Linked DNA regions of Homo sapiens: region 2 is linked to region 1. The links are chromatin loops, found by intact Hi-C in ENCODE. Cell type or tissue: A673. All regions are shown on one strand.

The links. Hi-C counts contacts between places; a loop is a spot of excess contacts. Peaks named below come from ENCODE experiments on the same cell type or tissue, not always from the same donor. Only the 100,000 strongest peaks of a DNase experiment are listed, where the experiment ranks them.
Region 2: a loop joins it to region 1, with 8 times the contacts of the local background. A loop is called at or near these places in 6 of 110 quality-filtered maps.

Annotation. Positions count from the first base shown.
Region 1 is chr3:85,798,640-85,806,639 of GRCh38, forward strand. CADM2 (cell adhesion molecule 2) reads left to right here. Exons shown (of 10, transcript NM_001167675.2): 3 at 3,408-3,557. CADM2-AS2 (CADM2 antisense RNA 2) reads right to left here. Exons shown (of 4, transcript NR_046752.1): 2 at 6,815-6,946; 3 at 2,164-2,312; 4 at 1,348-1,784. Among named protein-coding and RNA genes, the nearest start is that of CADM2-AS2, 25 kb to the right of the region's middle. In A673, a CTCF peak has its summit at 3,533 (motif pointing left); no DNase peak of the experiment used is centred here.
Region 2 is chr3:85,573,061-85,581,060 of GRCh38, forward strand. All of the region lies in intron 1 of CADM2 (cell adhesion molecule 2), which reads left to right. Among named protein-coding and RNA genes, the nearest start is that of MIR5688, 190 kb to the left of the region's middle. RefSeq lists an enhancer at 3,028-3,604. In A673, a CTCF peak has its summit at 3,221 (motif pointing left); DNase peaks (open chromatin) are centred at 3,231 and 4,931; H3K27ac peaks cover 2,874 bases.

The DNA.
Region 1 (8,000 bases):
GTGCCAGTACCATGCTGTTTTGGTTACTGCAGCCTTGTGATATAGTTTTAAGTCAGTTAGTGTGATGCCTCCAGCTTTGTTCTTTTTGCTTAGGATTGTCTTGGCCATATGGGCTCTTTTTTGGTTCCATATGAAATTTAAAGTAGTTTTTTTTCTAATTCTGTGAAGCAAGTCAATGGTAGCTTGATGGGGATGGCATTGAATCTATAAATTACTTTGGAAATTATGGCCATTTTCACAATATTGATTCTTCCTATCCATGAGCATAGAATGTTTTTCCATTTGTTTTTGTCCCCTCTTATTTTTTTGAGCAGTGGTTTGTAGTTCTCTTTGAAGAGGTCCTTCACATCCCTTGTAAGTTGTATTTCTAGGTGTTTTATTCTCTTTGTAGCAATTGTGAATGGGAGTTTGCTCATTATTTGGCTCTCTGTTTGTCTGTTATTGTGTGTAGGAATGCCTGTGATTTTTGCACATTGATTTTGTATCCTGAGACTTTGTTGAAGTTGCTTATCAGCTTAAGGAGTTTTTGGGCTTAGACGATGGGGTGTTCTAAATATACAATCATGTCATCTGCAAACAGAGATAATTTGACTTCCTCTCTTCCTATTTGAATACCCTTTATTTCTTTCTCTCGCCTGATTGTTCTGGCTAGAATTTCCAATACTATGTTGAATAGGAGTGGTGAGAGAGGGCATCCTTGTCTTGTGCCAGTTTTCAAAGGGAATGCTTCCAGCTTTTGCCCATTCATTATGATATTGGCTGTGGGTTTGCCATAAGTAGCTCTTATTATTTTGAAATATGTTCCATCAATACCTAGTTTATTGAGTGTTTTTAGCATGAAGGGGTGTTGAATTTCGTCAAAGGCCTTTTCTTTATCTATTGAGATAATCATGTGGTTTTTGTCATTGGTTCTGTTTATGTGATGGATTACATTTATTGATTTGAGTATGTTGAACCAGACTTGCATCCCCAGGATGAAATGACTTGATCGTGGTGGATAAGGTTTTTAATGTGCTGCTGGATTTTGCTGGTGGTTCACTCCAGACCCTGTTTGCCTGGGTATTACCAGCGGAGGCTGCAGAACAGCAAAGATTGCTGCCTGCTCCTTCCTGTAGAAGCTTCATCCCAGAGTGGCACCTGCCAGATGCCAGCTGGAGCTCTCCTGTATGAGGTGTCTGTCAACCACTGCTGGGAGGTGTCTCCACCTCAGGAGGCATGGGTATCAGGGACCCACTTGAGGAGGCAATCTGTCCCTTAGCAGAGTTCGAGCATTGTGCTGGAAGATCAGCTGCTATCTTCAGAGCTAGCAGGCAGGAACATTTAAGTCTGTTGAAGCTGCACCCACAGCCGTCCCTTTCCCCAAGGGCTCTGTCTCAGGAAGATGGAAGTTTCATCTATAAGCCCCTGACTACGGCTGCTGCCTTTCTTTTAGGGATGCCCTGCTCAGAGAGGAGGAATCTAGAGAGGCAGTGTGGAAACAGAGGATTTTTGTCGCTGCAGTGGGCTCCACCTAGTCTGAACTTCCTGGAGGCTTTGTTTACATTGTGAGGGGCAAACTGCCTACTCAAGCCTCAGTAATAGCAGACACCCCTCCCTCTACGAAGCTCGAGTATCCCAGGTTGACTTCAGACTGCTCTGCTGGCAGCAAGAATTTCAAGCCAGTGGATTTTAGCTTGCTGGGCTCCATGGTGGTGGGATCCACTGAGAAGACCTCTTGGCTCCCTGGCTTCAGCCGTCTTTCCATTGGAGTGAACAGTTCTGTCTTGCTGGAGTTCCAGGCACTACTGGGATACCAAAAACAAACAAACAAACAAACAAACAAAACTCCTGCAGCTAGCTCAGTGTCTGCCCAAATGGCTGCCCAGTTTTGTGCTTGAGACTTAGGGCCCTTGTGGTATAGGCACCCGAGGTAATCTCCTGGTCTGTGGGTTGCAAAGACCATGGGAAAAGCATAGTATCTGGGCCAGATAGCACCATCCCTTACAGCACAGGACCTCATGGCTTCTCTTATTTAGGGGAGGGAGTTCCCTGACCCCTTGCACTTCCTGGGTGAAGTGACACACCACCCTACTTCTGCTCGCCCTCCATGGGCTGCACCCACTGTCTAACCAGTCCCATTGAGATGAACTGGGTACCTCTGTTGGAAATGCAGAAATCACCCACCTTCTGCCTTGGTCTCACTGGGAGCTGCAGACTGGAGCTGTTCCTATTTGGCCATCTGGCCGGGGAATCCCTGGTAATAAGATTCTTACGCCAATAGTTCCAGCATAACCTCAAGTGGTGCTTGTAGTAATTATTGAATCATTACAAAACTAAAGAAGAAAAGGAAATATATTTCATGGATGTGATTAAGTCATTATAGTGTTCTTGCATATGTAAATTATCCTTGACTTAATGAACTCCCTTGCTTACATAATAATATTTTAACCTGGTTCTAGAAAGTCATTCTTACCCATGTTAATCATGGTTATCAGACTTAGCAGAGTTTATCTTCAGATCATCTTGCTGAAGAGAAATTTATGTATTATGTATCCGTGTGCATAAATTTTGATTAAACTATTAGAAGTGCACTTATTAAGTAAATTTATTACATGAATTACTTTAACAAATTAGTAAAATGCTTAAGAAGAGCAAAACCTTGATTACATACTGATGATATCCAAATTAACAAGGGTCATTTAAAAATATGTATTTTTCTGATTATAAAAGAAATATGTATTACTTGGAGAAAATCGAGAAACTACAGAAAGGAACAAAGAAGAGTATTAACCTATATCACCTAGGATTAATAATTTAGAGTTTGAATGGATATTCTACACTTTTTAAAGAGTACTCCCACTGTTTTACACAATACATTTTGTATTTCTAAAAAGAGCTAAATCTACAAGAAAACCTAGTTAAGTGGGATTCATTTTTTATTTCCTTTATCAGAAATTGAATCTAAAGTTTGAGTATCCATATTTCAAAAACTTTATTCAGGATTATAAAAGCTACCAGGGAAATATTTTATGTTTCCTCTACTGCTTTAGAGAGTTCAACTCATCCAAAATTATTTCAGTGCTTTATCTTCAACAATGACCAAGTTTAGTACCGTATTAACTAATGCAAAGCCTAGGGAAAGTAATAAATATAATATTACTATTTGAATATAAATCTTTATGTATGCCTAGGACAAAAAAAGTTTCCTAGAACATGTAGGGAGTACAAAGGAGTCTTAATTATATGTCAATGCTGTTGTTCTCTGAGGATTTTCAATTATTTTTCTGTCTTTTGTAATATACAGTTTTGTCGTTGTTTGGTTGTTTTAAATTTTATTTTGCATGAGAAGTTAAGGCCAGTGTAGATCTTAGGCAGTTAATCATTTTATGACTTTCATTTAATCAACATTTTCTTTAATCCCCTTTTAGGCAGCCAAGGGCAGTTTCCACTAACACAGAATGTAACCGTTGTTGAAGGTGGAACTGCAATTTTGACCTGCAGGGTTGATCAAAATGATAACACCTCCCTCCAGTGGTCAAATCCAGCTCAACAGACTCTGTACTTTGACGACAAGAAAGGTGAATACATTTTCTTTCAAATGTTTTAATCGTATTCTAAAATATCCTAATTACAATAAATTTATTTTTCTGAGATGATTCAAACTATTCCTTTTGATTACCAAACTGCTGCTGCTTGTATTTAAACATGTTAAATATTAAATACTTTAGTTTGCAAGTCATAAACACCAAAGATAACCTATGTCAACTTTTTAATAAAATAAACACTCATAATTCTGTTTCGAAAATAGTTTTATGCCTTCTCTTAACAACCATTTCCTGTCTAGGTACCATATTTTCTCACTCTTGTAGCTATGTTGTGTATAGTTTGAGTTTTTTTCTTTCTCCTGATAATATAATATGATTTTTATGGAAATTAGGTTTATATATTTGGAAGATGCAATATGATTTTGAAAAGTTTAATGATTTTATTTTCATGACTTTGCTCCGAAACTAAGAATTGTAAAAATGATTCACAGAATGTTGAAGTATTTCATGTTTCCAAAATAAACTGAAATTAAGTAAGAAGCTGTAGTTTTTAAAGTTGAATTGGACTTCATTAACTAATTTCAACTTCTTACTGGATAATAGATTTTGATTAAACATTCCAGAGAAAAAAGGAAATTCATCTTACGTAATCCAAGCAAACAACTAAAAATGCACACAAATGTCTAAGCTTTCATCCATTATTAGATGAAAAAGTGAATCCATAACTGTAATGAAAATATGAGACTGTTGCTTAAGATACATGTATATTATATAGGATATAAATAACTATTTATATATTAGCTATTCTTATTCTTAAAATTAACTATTAGTCTTAATATATTTTTTAATGAATCTGTATAGGTAATTGTAAGATAACTTCAAATCAGCTCCATTTAAACAATTAAAATATCACATACAGTCTAATAAATGTGCTCAGTCCACCTTTAATATGTATTCATTATATTTTGTTCATTGTTACAATTTTTCTTCTTTGATGTCCTCTAGATTTAAAATGAAATCTTTAGTTTGTTTTAAATATTAAATATATAATGAAGGAGTGATGAAGCATCTAATTCATTTATTTGATAAATATTTATTGAGAGTCCCTTTGTACCAGGCATTAAAATTAGGGAGCAGGAAGTTCATAGTGTCTGCCTTTTTAGGGAATACAGTGTAGTGGAGGAGACAGACAATAAAGAAACATGCAAATGAAATACATTATATCATACATTAAAAGGGGACAAGTGCTATGCAGAAGAATGAACCAGGGATAAAGGAACTGTTAGGGGCCTCCAGGGAGACAAAATGAAGAAACAGACAGATAGATAGATAGATAAATAGATAGATAGATAGATAGATAGATAGATAGATCAATTGATCGATATTTATTTTAATAAATTGGCTCAAGTAATTTTGGGGTCTGGCAAGTTTGAAAAATGCAGGGCAGGCTGGTAGGCTGGAGACCCAAAGAGATTCTGTTGCAGCTCATGTCCAGAGGCAGTGTCAGGGAGAATTTCTTCTTCCTTAGGGTACTTAGAGGACTTCAGACTTTCTCATAAGGCCTTCCACTGATTGAGTGTCTCCTGTCCACATTATGGAGAATAATCTGCTTTACTCAAAGTCTACTATTTTAAATGTTAAACTCATCTAAAAAAATACCTTCACAGAAACATCTAGATGATTGTTTAACCAAACATCTGGGAACAGTGGCCCAGTCATATTGACATTTAATATAAAATTATTGACATATTGACAGTTAATATAAAATTTACTGTCATGGACAGTTAATACCTAATACTCAAGTAGAACTTTATTATTTAGAAAGAGATTTAATTTGCAGTTTCAGTTTTCTTTCCAACAAATGAAGTTCTACTAGTTAAAAAAATTAAATGCATACACAAAGTCACTCATAGAGATTAAACAATCTCTTTTTGCTTTTCGTATTAATTGGTTACAAATATTAGTAAATAAATATTTAAAGTGTATGCTCAAATATAAGGTGGTGCCAATTTTAAGGACATGTCTCATTTGCTTGAAACTATGATGCAAAAGAAAATGTTCTGGAAAAAAATAGACTTCTGGAAATGTTCATTACGAAACTAAATATATTATTATATTAGTTAATTTGTCAACTTGGTTATACATACATATTTAAAGTAATATGGAAAAATATTAATTTATAAATACTACTTTTTTCCATCCCTGTGTTTAATGAAGCAATCTTGCTTATTAGCAGTTTTTGAAAGTGTAGCACACTATCAACAACAAATTTGTCCCAAGCAGCAACTATAAACTTTTATAACATTAGAACATTTTTTGTTGTTGTTCATTCATCCCACAGGTGTATAATGACAATCTCCACTTTATAACAACACTTGTACTGCTTTTTAAGGAGATTTTTAAGAGTCATGTTTACAGTGACATCTCCAATCGTGAGGTCAAATCCTCAGGCACAAAGACAAAATCTATATGAAATGCCCTTGCCTCCACTTTTAGTGATTCTATAAGTTATCCTCTAAAAAACATCTAAAACTAGAAAACTAGAATTGATTTGGGATATTTCAAGCTAATGTATCTTTCCTGGAGAAAACAGAGAGCAACTTGCCATAAAAGATTTGCAAAGACTTGAATATAAGGCAGCCTCCTTTTTTCTGAGGGATAATTATGAGGAGAAAAAAAGTCATGCCATATTTGGGAAATATGGTAATATATTCCTGCATCTTTACACTGCCTTGAAATAATAAATACACCAGTTCTATGAATTGTTGAAGTATGCACTTTTTTTTTGGTTTTGTTTTGGGACAGGGTCTCATTTTGTTGCTCAGGGAGTTCAGTGGCACGATCTTGGCTCACTGCATCCTCCGCTTCCTCGGCTCCAGCAATTCTCCTGCCTCAGCCTCCTGATTAGCTGGGAGTACAGGCATGTGCCACCATGCCCAGCTAATTTTTTTTGTATTTTTTGTGTAGACTGGGTTTCACCATGTTATCCAGGCTAGGCTGCAACTCCTGAGCTCAAGCAATCCTCCTGCCTTGGCCTCTCAAAGTTCTGGGATTACAGGCATGAGCCACCGTGCCGGGCCAGGACTGACTTTACTTAATTTTCCGTTCCCAGATGCTGTAATAGCTTAGTTAGATTGGAGAAAAGCCTATGTATGTGTTTGTGTTTGTAGTATGATAGGTTTCTGTTTTTGATACTATGCTTTTTCTAACTCTATTGTGGTTCTAAACGTCAGTTGCAGTAAAACAACAGAGAGCATTGAAGAAAGAAATCCTTTGGCAATCTAACATACCTATTCCCTCATATGTCAGTGCTTCAATTTCCTTCTTCTTTTTTTTTCTTTTCTCGTCCTCACTATCTGTTCCCAAGAGTGGTTCAATTTCTATGTGATATCTTAGTTGAAGGGATTCTTGGACAGTAATACCTATCAAATGCAAGAGTTTGAAATTGAAAGCATTTTAAAAGATTCCATATTACAATTTTCCACACATCATCTTTTAATCTGCAATTACCTAACTCTCACCAATTTTAAGGCTTGTCTTGAGCAAGCAAGCATTCCAAGTTGTACCAGAGCCTAAGTGAAGAAGGTGAGCATGAGTTAGACTAGAGTAACGCATACTTGTTTTACTAGTGAAGACTGCACATGAGAGCAAGAGAGAAAAGGGAAGGAATGGGTTGTCTGTGTCATTGATTATACCATCTCCTGCAGGTGGCTGCTACTGTTAAAGCTTCATCTATAGCCTCACTCTTCTTTCTGTCTCAGATTGTGCTTCCAGTGGTTCTTAGCCGTAGCTACACAGTAAAATCACTTAGGGGATTTTCAAACACAGTCTTCCAGCGGTATGCAGTATCAGAATATTTTAATTATATCTCAAATGATTAGAAAATGCAGCTGTGATTGAGACACTTGGGTTTAGGCAAGTCAACTCTCTGAAGAGTTCTGCATCCCTGAGCTTGGATTTCTGTATTGATAAATGTTACTGAGCATGGAAGGAAGAAAAGAAGCGAGGGAGGGAGGGAGGGAGGGAGGAAGGAAGGAAGGAAAGAAGGAAGGAAGGAAGGAAGGATTTCTGTATTGATAAATGTTACTGAGCATGGAAGGAAGAAAAGAATGGAAGGGAGGGAGGGAGGAAGGACAAACTGCTCAGAAAAAGAACAAGTGCTGATCACTGCCTCACAACCATTACTACTGCTACTATGAGCTCCGAGAGGCATCCCGTAGCATTTCATGCTACCTGGAGGTGTAAGTTTCCAAGGGTCCTGGCTATGAACGAGAAATTCAGGATGGCAGCCCACATGTCATGTTAGAGTTGGAAAAGCCTTGTTTACATGAATTTATTAACTGAATAAAAACATGCTGTGAGTGGTCAGTTGAATCAAGTAAAGGAGAATTAGGCTGAACCCCCTTTCCTAGGGGTCTCTGTCAGTGACTTTAAATGTGAATATTCATGTAATCCTAGCCACTTGGGAGGCTGAGG
Region 2 (8,000 bases), 230 kb before region 1:
TATTGTTATAAATGGGAAAGTTAGGGTATTTCGACAAAAATAGCTTATTTCAACATCTACATGACAATCTCAATGTAATATATAAAAACGTGCTTATTTTATTTATTTATTTATTTATTTATTTATTTATTTATTTATTTATTTATTTACTGAGGCAAGGTCTCGCCTGTTGCCCAGGCTGGAGTGCAGTGGTGTGATCTTGGCTCACTACAATCTCTGCTTCCCGGGTTCAAGTGATTCTCATGCCTCAGCCTCCCAAGAAGTTAGGATTACTGGTGCATGCCACCAGGCTCAGCTAAGTTTTGTATTTTTAGAGGAGACGGGTTTCACCATGCTGGCCAGGCTGGTCTCAAACTTCTGATCTCAGGTGACCCACCGCCTTGACCTCCCAAAGTGCTGGCATTATAGGGGCATTATAGGTGTGAGCCACCGCTCCCAGCCTATATATAAAAGTGTGTGCTTCTAATGGCTATATTTCTATTAACTACTATCAGTGTAACATTGTAAAAGGCACTGAATTAAAACCTCTTGGAATTCTAATCCTGGTTATGATCTTGCATGAATATGTAATCTCAGGATGATAACTTTTCTTGTACAAATTATTGTCCATAAAGTGAAGTGTTTGTGCAATGTCCATCTCTCAGGTATCTATGATCAAATTGTGACATTCACAGTGGCTTGTTGAAAGCTTACAAGTTTACGTGATCTTATTCCCTGCTTTACTATTTTCAAAATCTCTGTGACTACTAATGTCTAATCACTTTAATTAACTAGTCCTTATGACATGTCTGCCCACAGAGACCAATCCTCACCATCCTCACCACATCACCAATACGGATTGAGAGTCTATTGTAGTAATCTACATATGCAACATGTGAAGCATGTTTGAAATTTCAGCTTCTGCTTACCCAGCTGTCCACGATACTGACTGGTTATTTCAGATTATGTCCAATGTATCCATGAGACATTTCATCTGTCTCTCTATGCCTCCTTCCTCCTCATCACTTTACCTAGTACCCTTAGCTATGTGGGATCAGACTTTGTTAGGTTGAAGGGTTAACATTTAAGCAAACACCATATTTCTAGTCCTCAGTCTGGGCAAGTTTTTAGGCCTAGACATTTCCTGTGCTTCTTACCAGTGATGACTGGAATTTGGATCTTGAAGCTCACTGCTCTCACTCCATGGCTAATCATAAACAAAGGATGGATTTGCTTTAGCAACATAGGTTATCTCTATGTCTAATTAGTGCATCCTTGGCTGGGGTTCTGCTAAGGTAGCAAAAAATTGGCTTCCAGCTTTGTGCTGCTAATGAGGATTTTAGTTTGCAAGTATGCTTTGCCTGTAGCAACTTGGTGTGTTCTCTTCATTTTCGGTCCACTTACTGTCAGTCCACTACAGTGTTCCAATTCTGTAAAATGATACATAGGCCCAAGAATGTCTTCCTGTTATGTCTCTAGGGCAAAAAGTGTTCCCTGGCTGAATCATGTAAGGTCCCTCAATCTGTTCAGCTTTCCCTGGTATTACTAACCTTCAAAGACTTAGTTGTTTCATCTCTTTTAGAAGTATAGAAATGTTCAAATGAACCGAAGTAAAACAAAAATTCCAACTCTGTAAAATGTACAATAGAAAATATATACCCAGTGTAAAATCCTCTACTGCATGATATGTTTCTTTAGCTATACATCTAGAGTACATATCTCTTATTTTTCAAATTAGAGGACTCTATCAGTGCGTTGAGAAATTTCTCCTCTACCTCAGTCTAGGGGGTTCTCATAAAATTGTCAGTAGAGCACTTTAGCAAACTCTCTGGTCACAGCAGGAGGCACCTGGTTGTGACCTAGCTAATCCCAGAACCCCATCCCTTTCTCCAAAAAGACCCATTACTCAAGCTGATTACCCTTATTGAGAGTAGATAGACTATAGGAGAGTGAGTCACCTTTTTCTTTTTAAAATTGCCCTCTTTAAAAATATTTAGGCATGTAATAGTTAGTGGCCCCTCCTTCCCCATCAGTGCAAGCCTGAGAAAGAAATTAAGATGGTGACTAGTAGAGAGAGATGAGTCTGAATTAGCTACCATATCAATGAGACTACTCTTATAATTTTCATTTATGTGTATCCGTAAGTTCCTTTTTTGCTTACTCTATTTTCAATTAGAATCTTCAATGAAAATGCATGAACTTACCAAAAATATACTCTTTAAAATGATTGGGCTGGGCGCAGTGGCTCACGCCTGTAATCCCAGCACTTTGGTAGGCCAAGGTGGGTGGATCACAAGGTCAGGAGATCCAGACCATCCTAGCTAACATGGTGAAACCCCATCTCTACTAAAAATACAAAAGATTAGCCTTGCGTGGTGGCGGGCATCTGTACTCCCAGCTACACGGGAAGCTGAGGCAGGAGAATGGCGTGAACCCTGGAGGCGAAGCTTGCAGTGAGCCGAGATGGCACCACTGCACTCCAGCCTGGGCGACAGAGCGAGACTCCGTCTCAAAAACAAAACATAAAAAATAAAATAAAATAAAATAAATGATTGAAATAGTAGCTTGTTATCTAACAGTATGCTAAATTTTTATGTAAAATAAAGAAGATAGGATTATAGAACATGGCTTAATGATTATATGTGAAGACTAGGTTCTTTCACAAAAAGTATGTTTTGAGATGACACTTGCATGATAGTATGATGTCAAACTGTTGGGTGGGAAAAAGGAAGGGGAACTGTGTATAGGAATATATTACAGATAGATTTTAAAAGAGCATGCAAAAATATGTAAAAATAAGAATTTTCAGGAAACTGCAAATTATTCAGCATAGAATGAGTATGTACTGAAGATGACACCTACGTGTAGACAGAAGTGAAAATACTAAGCGCTCAAGACTTCTCTAACCTTTTTGAACCTCAGTGCCCTCATTCATAACAGAGGTAATAATAGTATTTTTCCTAGAGGGTTTTGTGAATTTTAGCACAATCCATGGAAACTGTCTAGCCAAAAGTTCACTCCATAAATGATTTTGCATTTCTATATAGTGAATCATGTGACACCTCTTAGTATAACTACCAGATTGTCAACTTTGTTTTAACATAATTTATTTATTATAAAAATTAGTTATGTAAACATTAAATTTATGTCTTCAATAAAAAGTTATTTTCTTAGAGAAAATCATCTCTGCTTTAGAAGCAGTTGCCTTGCCTGAAAGAGGTAGGCAAGGCTGCCATCTAGTGGCAGTACCTTAGAACTGCGGACATATGGTCCTCAAAGCTGAGAAAGCATTCAAATTCAAATCACACAAAGTGATCTCATTTGAGAACAAAGAACATCCGACGATTGCTGGATACATCAAATTTGTATTCCTGCTGTGCATTTTATGACAAAATCCTGAATCTGACAATTTAAAAAAAATGAGTTTAAAGCAGTGCTTCCCAAAGTCACCTTAAAAATGTTGAGATTCCATGACAATGTTTACACACACATATGGAGGCACAAACATACTCATACACAAATATTAGTATAAAGTAACTAGATTTTCTCTCTTGGAAGTGTTGTTTCCTTTTATAAAATCATAGCGATAGTGCATTCTGACTCTTTTTATTTATTCATTTGGAGTTAATGTTATAATTTTTCAAATTGCAGGGCCAGCAGTCGTATTTCAAATCTCAAATTTTTGACCAAAATTATACATTTCTCCCCTAACCAAAAGTTTGAGAAAATCTGGTTTGAAGGAGTCATCTACTCTTAAAACTATTACTACAGCTCTCCGATAACTATTAACCTAGACTATACCACCCTCCCTTTTATTCTCTATTCATGTGAATAATATCCCCTATTGTATTCTATAATAGTCTTCTATTGTTTACCCAGAGCCACCAAGAAGAGACAGCAACAAATAGAACACAAATGGGGACAAGATCTTATTGTTGGCTGACTAAAATGACCATTGTGACAAAATTCTCCTGGATGTCAAGTCCGGAAAAATATTTGTCACTACTAATGAACTGGCAAACCTTCTATATAGACAATGAAATCTATGTACCCCATCTGAGTCTTTATCCGTTGATTCTCTATTTTTTTTCTTACAAAGGGTTTTCCAGTTTACATTGTGCATTCACCATTCATAAATTACTTTCAACTTGAAGCTTCTTTCAGTTGCATTTAAGGATGCTATGATTTGAACGTGTCCCCCGGAGTTCATGTGTTGGAAGCTTAATCCCCAATATAACGGGGTTGAAAATGGGGCCTATAGGAGGAGATTGGGTTAGAAGGGCTCTACCCTCATGAATGAATGAATGCTGTTATCATGAGAGTGAGTTAGTTCTAGAGAGAGTAGGCTTATTATAAAAGCAAGTTAGGCCCTCTCCTGCCCCGTTGCTCTCTCGCACGTGCTCTCTTGCCCTTCCTCCTTCTGCCATGCAGCAAGAAGGCCTTCAGCAGATGCAGCCCCCTCAACCTTGGTCTCCTGAACTTTAAGACATAAGTTTATTTCATTCAAAAATCGCCCAGTCTGTGATATTTTGTTATAGAACACAAAACAGGCCAAGACAAAGGACATTTTTTTCTTATTTTCTATTATTAAAAACATGTATTTTAATATTTTGTTTTTTTCCAAACACCATCTTACCTATATTTCATGTTTTATTTTTAAAATTAAAAACATTTTAAATGCCTTAAATTTAGCATTGTAATCTGTGAACTCTATTTTTATTGTTGTTTTATTTTTTAACAAGTAAAGTTTTTAAATTGCCCTATAACTATTATTTTATAAACCTTTCTGTGTAACATCAGACAAATGGAGAACAAGTATAAGAAAACAATGTATATTCTGTTTAGAAAGCACATATTCTGCTCACTGTCCCAAAATCAGTCTTGTTTCACTAAAAAATTATCCTCTAACATTATAAGATTTTTATAATCTTACCTATTAATCTCTTTCCTTCCTTCCTTCCTTCCTTCCTTCCTTCCTTCCTTCCTTCCTTTCTTCCCCCCCTTTCTTTCTTATTTTATGTTGTTTATTTATTTTTATTTATTTTTATTTTTTGAGGCAGAGTTTCACTCTTTCACCCAGGCTGGAGAGTGGAGAGCAGTGGCGCGATCTCGGCTCACTGCAACCTCCACCTTCCGGTCATTTTCCTTTTAATAGGTGTCATGTGATGACAGGTAGGAAGTCTGCATTGTCAGATGCACTAATGATTATGTAGTAGTTTCAAAACAAAGCTAAAATTACTGAAGAGTGTGTTCTAAAATGAAAATCAGAAGACACACCACTCATCCTCAACTCTGAAGAAAGCAACAAATACATTGTTTGCAATATCATTTTGAGAGTAGGCGCTGGATTTTCTCTAACATAGGTTTTTATACTGATATGAGAGAGATGTTTTATAATGAGAGTTAAATGAGGTTAAAAACAGGGCAAAGGCCATACTTAAAAAAATAAATAGATCAAGACTTTAGAGTTCTTTTGTTTAACAGCCCTTCTGGAGGGTAAACTTTTATGCAGGTCAAGCACTTGAAACCATAATTTATTCGTCAGCATCACTTTCTCTAGCTATTCTTCATGAAACAGCATCATGATACTTTGCAAAGGAATGTGATTATACAACCTGATAGTACTTGTGTGCACTGATAAAGCAGGAAAAGATGATTGTATTCTTATTCTTTTGCATCTATGAATTTAAATTTCAATTAAATCAGATTAGATATTCTGTTCTATGTCATCTTTATTTAACATTAGTGGTGATTAGTTTCTAATTTCTGTTGCTATTGATATCAACTTTATACCCTCCCATCTGTGATTATAAAGTCGAGTCATTCACACACTCCCATTATATTTATTTGTATTTTAAATTGAAAAGGTGGAGAACTCTTAAAATTTAACAAAGTGTGAAATGTTTCAAATTAGCAGCCACGGTGTTGCAAGTATTAAAGCACAAACTGGGTTGTTGACGTCTTATAGCTGCTAAAAGTTTGAAGCTAATTTCAAATTGTGTTTTATCTTCTCCTTAAAAATAAATGAGTAAATAAATAAATAAAAGATTTTCTAGGTACCTCTGGATCCAGTGGTAATATCTAAGGAAACTAATTAGCAAGATATTTGTATAAGTAGATTTGAGCAAATAAATTTGAGTCATGAACTTAATTTATAATTTTTAAAACTCAATCCTCCAAAAATATACCATCCTACCTTCCTTCATTCTTCCTCATTTTGTTATTTTTCCTTGAATTTTATTGCAGGTGATTGAATCCCAGGTATCCATTTACTCTAGGACTCTTTCTTTATTCCTCATCCTTAGTTTCCCCAGACCCATTTGGTCTCACAATCACTGCCTAGTTTACGACCTAACCATTTCTCAGATGTGTGCATGCAACAGCATCCTAATGGGTCTTTGTGACCAGCAATTTCAACATGCACAAGGCTGCTATGCTGACTTGTCTAAAATGCAGATTTAGTCAGTTCCTTTCATGGCTCCCCATTGCTTAATGATAGAGTCAAGTTTGTTAACATGCAATGAAATAGCTGTTGATTTATTCTGAGTAATTACACTTACTTTTGATTTTCAGAATATAATGGTAAAATTCAGTTCTTAAATGTTACTAAAATTATTAAGGTAATATTAATAATATAAAAAGTAAGTGCCAGTGACCTAATGAAACATTTAAAATGATGAATGGCCTTGTGTAGAAAAAATATGGGCTCAATACAGGTCTCTAATTCATATAGATTTATATAGATATCTAATTTACATAGATATATAGATTCATATAAATATGTATATTGCATTTATATGTATACATATGTATTTATATGTTTGTGTGTATGTGCATCTGTGTGCATGTGTGTACACATTAATGTGTATATGTACATCCTGCAGAAAATGTATATGTTTACATACACATATGGGAAGAAGTCATGACACAGATTTCTTGTTCTATACATGCCTTAGAAATGCAAATAATTCCATTGTTTTTACTCAGCTAAATCATTGTCAATGGCTTTGACATCTACGTTTTGAGGATGGCAAGAAATCATTTACATAATCTCAGTTTACACCAATTATTTCAAATTAAGATCATTCAAATCATTTAAAACCAGGAAACTTCGAAATGTAAGTTATTTATTGACCCATTTAATCATTTCAGTTATTTACTACAATGCTATCAACCTAGAATTTAGTAGCAGTTTATCCCATTGCATATGCAGGAGGACAGTATCTTCAACAGAATGTATCAAATTGTCTAACATCATTCATGTTTAATATTTCTTTTGTTCCATTTAAGAAAAAAAAATAAGAAGAAGAAATAACCTTTCCGATGCATCTTAGTTTGTGAGAAACTGTGGGTGGTAGTTTAAAAGGTGGTTAGAAAATTATCCCCTAAAGACATTTTAGGTTAAACAACTTTCAGAATAAGATTAGAACTAACCCAACGGTATTGGAATGAAAGGGTGATGCGGGTGGTAAAGGTGGCTTGTGGCCAAAAACTAATTAGCATTGCATAAATTACTAATCAAATTTCCTTTTTCAAATATAGATATGATTTATTCCAGGGAGGGTCCTGGTATAATTGACCTAAATAATGACCTATTTTTTCTATCTTTCCTGGTATCAAATAAAAGTCTTCTGATAAATGGGAATTTGTCAAGTGAATTTCCTGATATTATTTCATTAACAAATTCATAATTTTGTTAAAACTACAATGCAGAATGAATCCTATTACAAAAACCTTGCAAAATACTGTCAAATTTTATATTATAATAATCTTTCATTTGTATATTTCACTTGTGATAATTAAGTTAATACATGTAAAACAGTTTAGAACAGAATTTGTTAAATGCTAAATGCTTAGAATATGTTAGCTGTTATTTTTACTATTATATGTAGATTCATTCCAGTACACAAAGATCTTGATTTCTATATACACACATTTAAAATGGAGAAGTATATTTGAAGTCTAGTATGACGTTTGGTTTTTTGTTTTTACTTGTTGAGACTATTGAGCATAAATTATCA